Linked DNA regions of Homo sapiens: region 2 is linked to region 1. A link is an interaction called in ENCODE POLR2A ChIA-PET data of the cell type or tissue named here. Cell type or tissue: CD4-positive, alpha-beta T cell. All regions are shown on one strand. Each heading gives the region's core, and the rest is flanking DNA. Links, peaks and the distances in the headings are about the cores only.

Region 1 (2,922 bases), core at 272-2,771:
AAATACAACAAGAGCCTCCTTTGGGGGTCAGTAAGCCTGAATCTCATCATTTATCCCAGAGAAAATAAAATTATGTCTAGAAACTCATTCATTATTTTGCCAGTTCCAAATTGTCCCTATCTTGCCTTGCTGGCTCTTTGAGTTGCCACGTCATTAGAAAATAAGGTATCATTGTACGTGAATCACCTGGTTTTCTAGGTTGTTACCTATAAACATAGCTGCAACAGAATAAATACCTTTCCATTTCCCCCTCTTGGCATGGGGGCTGACTTAATAATTAAACTCCTGAGTATTTAGTCTTGAGACTAATTTCTGTAGTCTGAAAGAGGTTTCTGTATGTTAGAGCTTTTCATGATCCCTTTAAAGTTCCTTTTGATGATATTGTTTCCAAAGATGCAGAGTGGTAGGTATTAGAAATGGATATACATTCACCTTTTGGGGGCTCCGAGAGTGATTAATTTTAGAGACGTCGCCAGTAAATATTTGGCAATGACATGTACGTCTTTACCCTCCTGGCGCTGACTTTTGTCACAGAGAAGTGTGGGGCCACCTGCACAGGAGATGCATGTCTTCATAAATGAGAGAGGCAGGTTTCTTTTTCTTGAAACACTGCACTCTAGGAAGTTATTGTTTTACCTGTAGAATTACTAGCCCAGAGGTAGCCTGGAGTTAGCACACACATTTTTATTTGGGGCTTTAACAGTTCTTCTAGCAAGACCTTTTTCCTGTTTAATAACTAAGTAATTTAACACCTACACAAATGAGACCCAGTTTGCTTTCCTTTTTGGTTCTAGTATTTTCTACACATTTTTCATTTCGCTTAAAAATAGGGGATGGCCACTTGATGTGTTTGTCCCAGTGTTGAAAATATGGTGTATCCCTAAAGCTATTTTCACTGTCACTCTGCCTGATGTTAGCCTATCGAAGCATTTGACTACTGGTACTTTAATTACTGTATTGTTCATCAGGTTAAATTGTATTTAATTGGCTTTGTATTTTGTCTTTTTGTTTCAATGAAAGGATTACTGGGGGTGTTAAAAAAAAAACTCATTTAAATGAAGCTTCATCATCTAAAACACATACGAAAATTCTTTAAGATGTCTTTTATTCCAGATCTCTTTATCTTCCTTCACAAGCTTTCTGAGAATAAGTAGTGCATGTTGAGGTTTATCTTCGCTTTTATGTGCTCTAGCCACTTGCTTAACATTGAGCACATTTGAGTTGCATTTCATCGGGCTTTCACAATCCTTTTATAAAGGGACTGATCTGTTAACATCACCCTCTTTAGATCTAGCAGACAGGATGTTCTTCCATACAAAGAAGTGCTCACAGTCTTTCTGGCCGGCCAGTAAGTGAATGATTTCAGGCCTGGTGGGCAATACTTGTGTCCATGCGTAACACAGCCCAACCACAGTAGTAGGCAGCTGCATGTAATTTTGAACTCCACTCATTGAACTGTAATAAAACAATATAAGCACTGCTTGGGGGGAAGATTGGATGCAGTTATCCTTACACAAGGCTCAGGCATATGAAAGCAGTGCTGGCTGACAAGAGGATTTTGAGATTTGATTTTGATTGAATTGCAGAATTGAACAGGCCAGGAATGTCAGTGGAAGGCTAAACGCCTGTAGTGCCATAAAGTTTTATTCATGTGAGGCTTTCCAATATCAAGTAGATGGATTATTGGAAAAGGTGTCAAGGGACATGAAATGGAAGTGCCCAAAACATAAAATGTAGGCAGGAGGGAGAAATTACTTCTTGCTTAGTATATATAATTAGGTCTTCAAAAAAAAAAAGAATATTCCATAAAATTGTTTATTCTTCCCTCTTTAAATTAAAAAAATGACCAACTCATCTTATCACTTACTACTTATTTTATGCCATCACAAGAAACAGTATTTAGACAGGAGCTTGTCCTATGCCATTCTTCAGTTTTGTTCGAAATTAACATAGGCTTTCTTTAAGAGAAAGGGCAGGGTGAACCAAGAATATCACAGTACACTAGACATTAGGAACTATTATGTTCAGAAACAAGAGCAAGCCATGTGTTCACACATCCTAACACACTGACTTATTTCGTAGCTTGGTAATGCATACAAAATCGTACACAAATTTGCATCGGACAGCTGAGATCAAAATTTCTGTGGCATTAGAGAGTGGCATTCACTGGCAACGAGCTTGTCATTCTGCAGTGAAGTTATGAAGAAGGTTGAGCTGGGGAGGGCGAAGTTCATTGTCGTCCCATTCCTTATCAGTATGTAGAGTTTCTGTTCTGATAGCAGGTGAAGTACATCTAAAAATTGCCAGCATGGAGGTACAGAAACACCTGTAGTTTTTTAGTTGTGAATCTATTTGTTTAGCATTTCTAACCAAAGTAGTTTCAGTTAAATCATTGAAATTAGGAACATAAACACATTGACTCTAATACGCAGGTGTGATTTTTCTTTGTCTTCCACCTACCTCTTCTAATGTCTTATGTATTTAGAAACCTGTTTATTTGTAAATGAGGCTTTGTGAGGTTAAAGTGGAAAACTTCAGAAGGAAATTTTAAAGGACTTATGTTTATAAAGCCCCTTTTCCTTTTTAATGCTCAATTCGTAGACATGTTGGGAAAGAAATTTCATGCCTTATGACTGAAGTCACCTCTCTGAGATTTTTTAAACTTTTATTTACCTCGTATTTCATAGACCTATGTGAGATTGTATTTAGTTATACTTTGTTATGGTTTAGCTTTTCTAAAAATAAACTTTGTGAATATTTATCTAATGAAACAATGATTCATTTATAAACAGCCCCTTAAAAAAGAATTCCTCAATTCGAGTGGTCAGATTGCATGATCAGTAAGTGACCCCTATTCATTTTACATTGCACCCCTTTCTTCCATAGGGTTTACATGGGCAAAAATTATATCTGAGAATAGGA
Region 2 (2,922 bases), core at 174-2,673, 130 kb after region 1:
AATTCCATGCCGGTCACCAAGAATAGTTTACCCCTCCTGGAGCTCCGAATGCCCCTTGATGACAGTGCACCTTTGCATGTGTGCCTCGCTCCACCTGGCTCCTGTTTTCTGTCCTATAAAAATGAAGCCTACCATCCTTCAAAGGTACTGGCTCCATGAGAAAACCTCTTCTGCTGCCAGTTTGTCACCTATCACAGTAGGTTAAAATGTACCTACACACTGTACTTTTTTCTCTAGACCTGAGCTGTCCCATAGAACTTTCTGCAGTGATGAAAATGTTCTATATCTACACTATCCACTATGATAGCTGATTGCCACATGTGGCTTTTGACACTGGAAATATGACTGGTGCAATTGAGGAACTGAATTTTTAGTTATATTTAGTTTTAATTTATTTAAACTTAAAAGCCACATGTGGCTAATGACTACTGTTTTTCATAGCCCAGATGTTGATATGAGCTTCTTGAGGGCAGCGGCCTAGTTTTATTCATGTTTTTATTCCATATAGTACAGAATGGTGTTCCCTAAAGTCTGCTAAACAACGGAATGAATGATGTAAGAGTTGTATCAAAAATTTTCATCTTTTGTAGTTTATACACCTCTCTACACATATACAAATAAAAATCCTGCTTATGAGTATAACACATATTCTCACATCTGACACACAGATCTCATTACCCCATTTTCCCGATGAAGAAAGTGAAGATCAGCAAAGTTAAGTGACGCAGGCAACTTTATAATCATGAAAAATAACATTGAGGCTGGGCACAGTGGCTCACGCCTGTAATCCCAGCACTTTGGGAGGCCGAGGCAGGCGGATCACAGGTCAGGAGATCAAGACCATCCTGGCTAACATGATGAAACCTTGTCTACTAAAAATACAAAAAAAATTAGCCAGGTGTGGTGGTGCACACTTGTAGTCCCAGCTACTTGGGAGGCTGAGGCAGGAGAGTTACTTGAACCTGGGAGGCAGAGGTTGCAGTGAGAGGAGATCGCACCACTGCACTCCGGCCTGGGCAACAGAGTGAGTCTCCATCTCAAAAAAAAAAAAGAAAAAAGAAAGAAAAATAAGATTGAATTATGCCTGCCAGTTACTTTAATTACATTGTGAGCACGAAATTTCTTTTGATATTCTAGTTGTGGGTCTCTGAAAACCTGAACCCCAGAGAAAATGTCTATAGTCTTATGTGTTATATATAGCCCATGTGGCCATCTCACGTTTCCAGAAGTTGGCTTTTATTCCATGGTCACTTAAATGACACCATTTCTTGAGTCTGGGGCTATGGCTGGCTCATACCAGATTTCTTGTCTTCATTACCAAATCTGCCAAGGGTTAGAGGTCACTGGTTTGTCCCATGACAACTCTTTCTTCCACACTGTTTTGAAGGCCAACTGCGAAGTTTGATTTTGTCAAAGTGGGAAGCGTGATATCATTAAAGCTGAAGTTAAGCAGACCACAGCCCAAGAGAGGGAATGGCACTAAGGCTCATCTGAGACCTTAATGCAAAATCGTCTTACTATCTGAAAGCGTTTTTTTTCCTTTTTTTTTTTTTTTTTGGTACAGTCTAAATTAGGACACTGTTAGTAGCGGGAGGGTAATTAGGGGTGCATAGTGAATCTCAATTCTTATTTATAAGAAGTCGACTTGATTAAATTCTTATAGCTTCCTTGCTCATTCTATTTCCTTTGCACTGTATCATAAACAATAAGATGATTTTACTTCAAGGGAACGGAAGAGTTTTTGTTCAAATTATATCTCAGTCATTCACATAAATATCAGCTGTGACACATTTCTTATATCTTCAGAGGTATGAACAAATACTATGCAGACTTGATTTGCTTGGCCGCGTGTTGCTGAACCATTGTAGTAGGGAGAGGAACAAAGATGGAGAAGAGCTGATTTTATGAAGGAACCAAAGAAGGAAAAATTGTTGCCGTTAACGTTGTTTACTGAAATTCATCAGCTTTTACTTTATTCATTCAAGATTTATTAAGTGCCTTTTGTAGACTGGGATAGAGCTTAGCAAGAGAAATGATTGATTAAATAGACCATTATAATAAAATGGAGTCATGCCTGTATTAGGACAAGTACTGTGTACAAAGGGAATAGATAACAGGGACATTGATCTAAAGGGAGGTTAGGGAGGACTTCTTGGAGGAAGTGGTATTTGTGCCTGAGTTATATGGGATGTGTGGGATTTCTTAGGTGAAAGAGGGCAGAGCAATACGGTGGTAGGCTAGATCTGTGCAGCGGCTTAGAGACAAGACTGTACAGGGTGTGTATGTGAGTGTCTGTCCGTGGTAGAATGGTGGTTCCAGAGCCGCAAAAAAAGTGCAAGCAGAGGACCAAGCAGCGGCTAACATCCAGCACAGCCTTTTGAATACCTCTAGATGCTTCCCCTTGGCCTTCCGGGCCTTAGAAAGCTAAGAAATTGTTCAGCTGGGATGGGATGTGCGTGGGTAAGCATGCAACGTTAAGCATCCATGTCAATGTTGAGATGCGTCCTAATGTCAAAAATATTAAGGTGTGACTGGGGAAGCTGTCTGGGAATTGATGGAACGTTGTACATTCACATTTTGCAAGATGAGTTTGTCTTCCCCGTGGGTAGGTTTGAGGAGAGCAAAACCAAAGGCAGGAAAGAGCCTTCACAAGGGAATTGCAGAGTCGTGGGAGGCACCCTTGTGTGGGCCGGCAAGTGTTGGTCAGGGTGAAGGAAAGAGAATGGAGTGGATGTCATTGTTGGATGTGGTGGAGGAGTCAAATGTGCCTCCAGAGTGTTTGGCCCCATTGGCTAGGCGTGTGGTGGTAGCATTCACTGAGGGAAGGCCCAAGGAAGAAGAACCAGATTGGCGGAGAAGAGGGTGCTGAAGAAGGTTGTAGATCATGGAGAGCCAATGTTACAGGCAGACTGCTTGGAAATG

What was found. Peaks named below come from ENCODE experiments on the same cell type or tissue, not always from the same donor. Only the 100,000 strongest peaks of a DNase experiment are listed, where the experiment ranks them.
Region 2: POLR2A ChIA-PET joins it to region 1 with 6 read pairs; 4 of 35 experiments call an interaction of 5 or more read pairs at or near these places.

The regions. Positions count from the first base shown.
Region 1 is chr3:71,449,660-71,452,581 of GRCh38, reverse strand. The region is part of intron 3 of FOXP1 (forkhead box P1); the gene reads left to right. Among named protein-coding and RNA genes, the nearest start is that of MIR1284, 91 kb to the left of the region's middle. In CD4-positive, alpha-beta T cell, for the core only: no CTCF peak of the experiment used is centred there; a DNase peak (open chromatin) is centred at 1,240; H3K27ac peaks cover 1,166 bases.
Region 2 is chr3:71,319,757-71,322,678 of GRCh38, reverse strand. The region is part of intron 4 of FOXP1 (forkhead box P1); the gene reads left to right. Among named protein-coding and RNA genes, the nearest start is that of FOXP1-AS1, 31 kb to the right of the region's middle. In CD4-positive, alpha-beta T cell, for the core only: no CTCF peak of the experiment used is centred there; no DNase peak of the experiment used is centred there.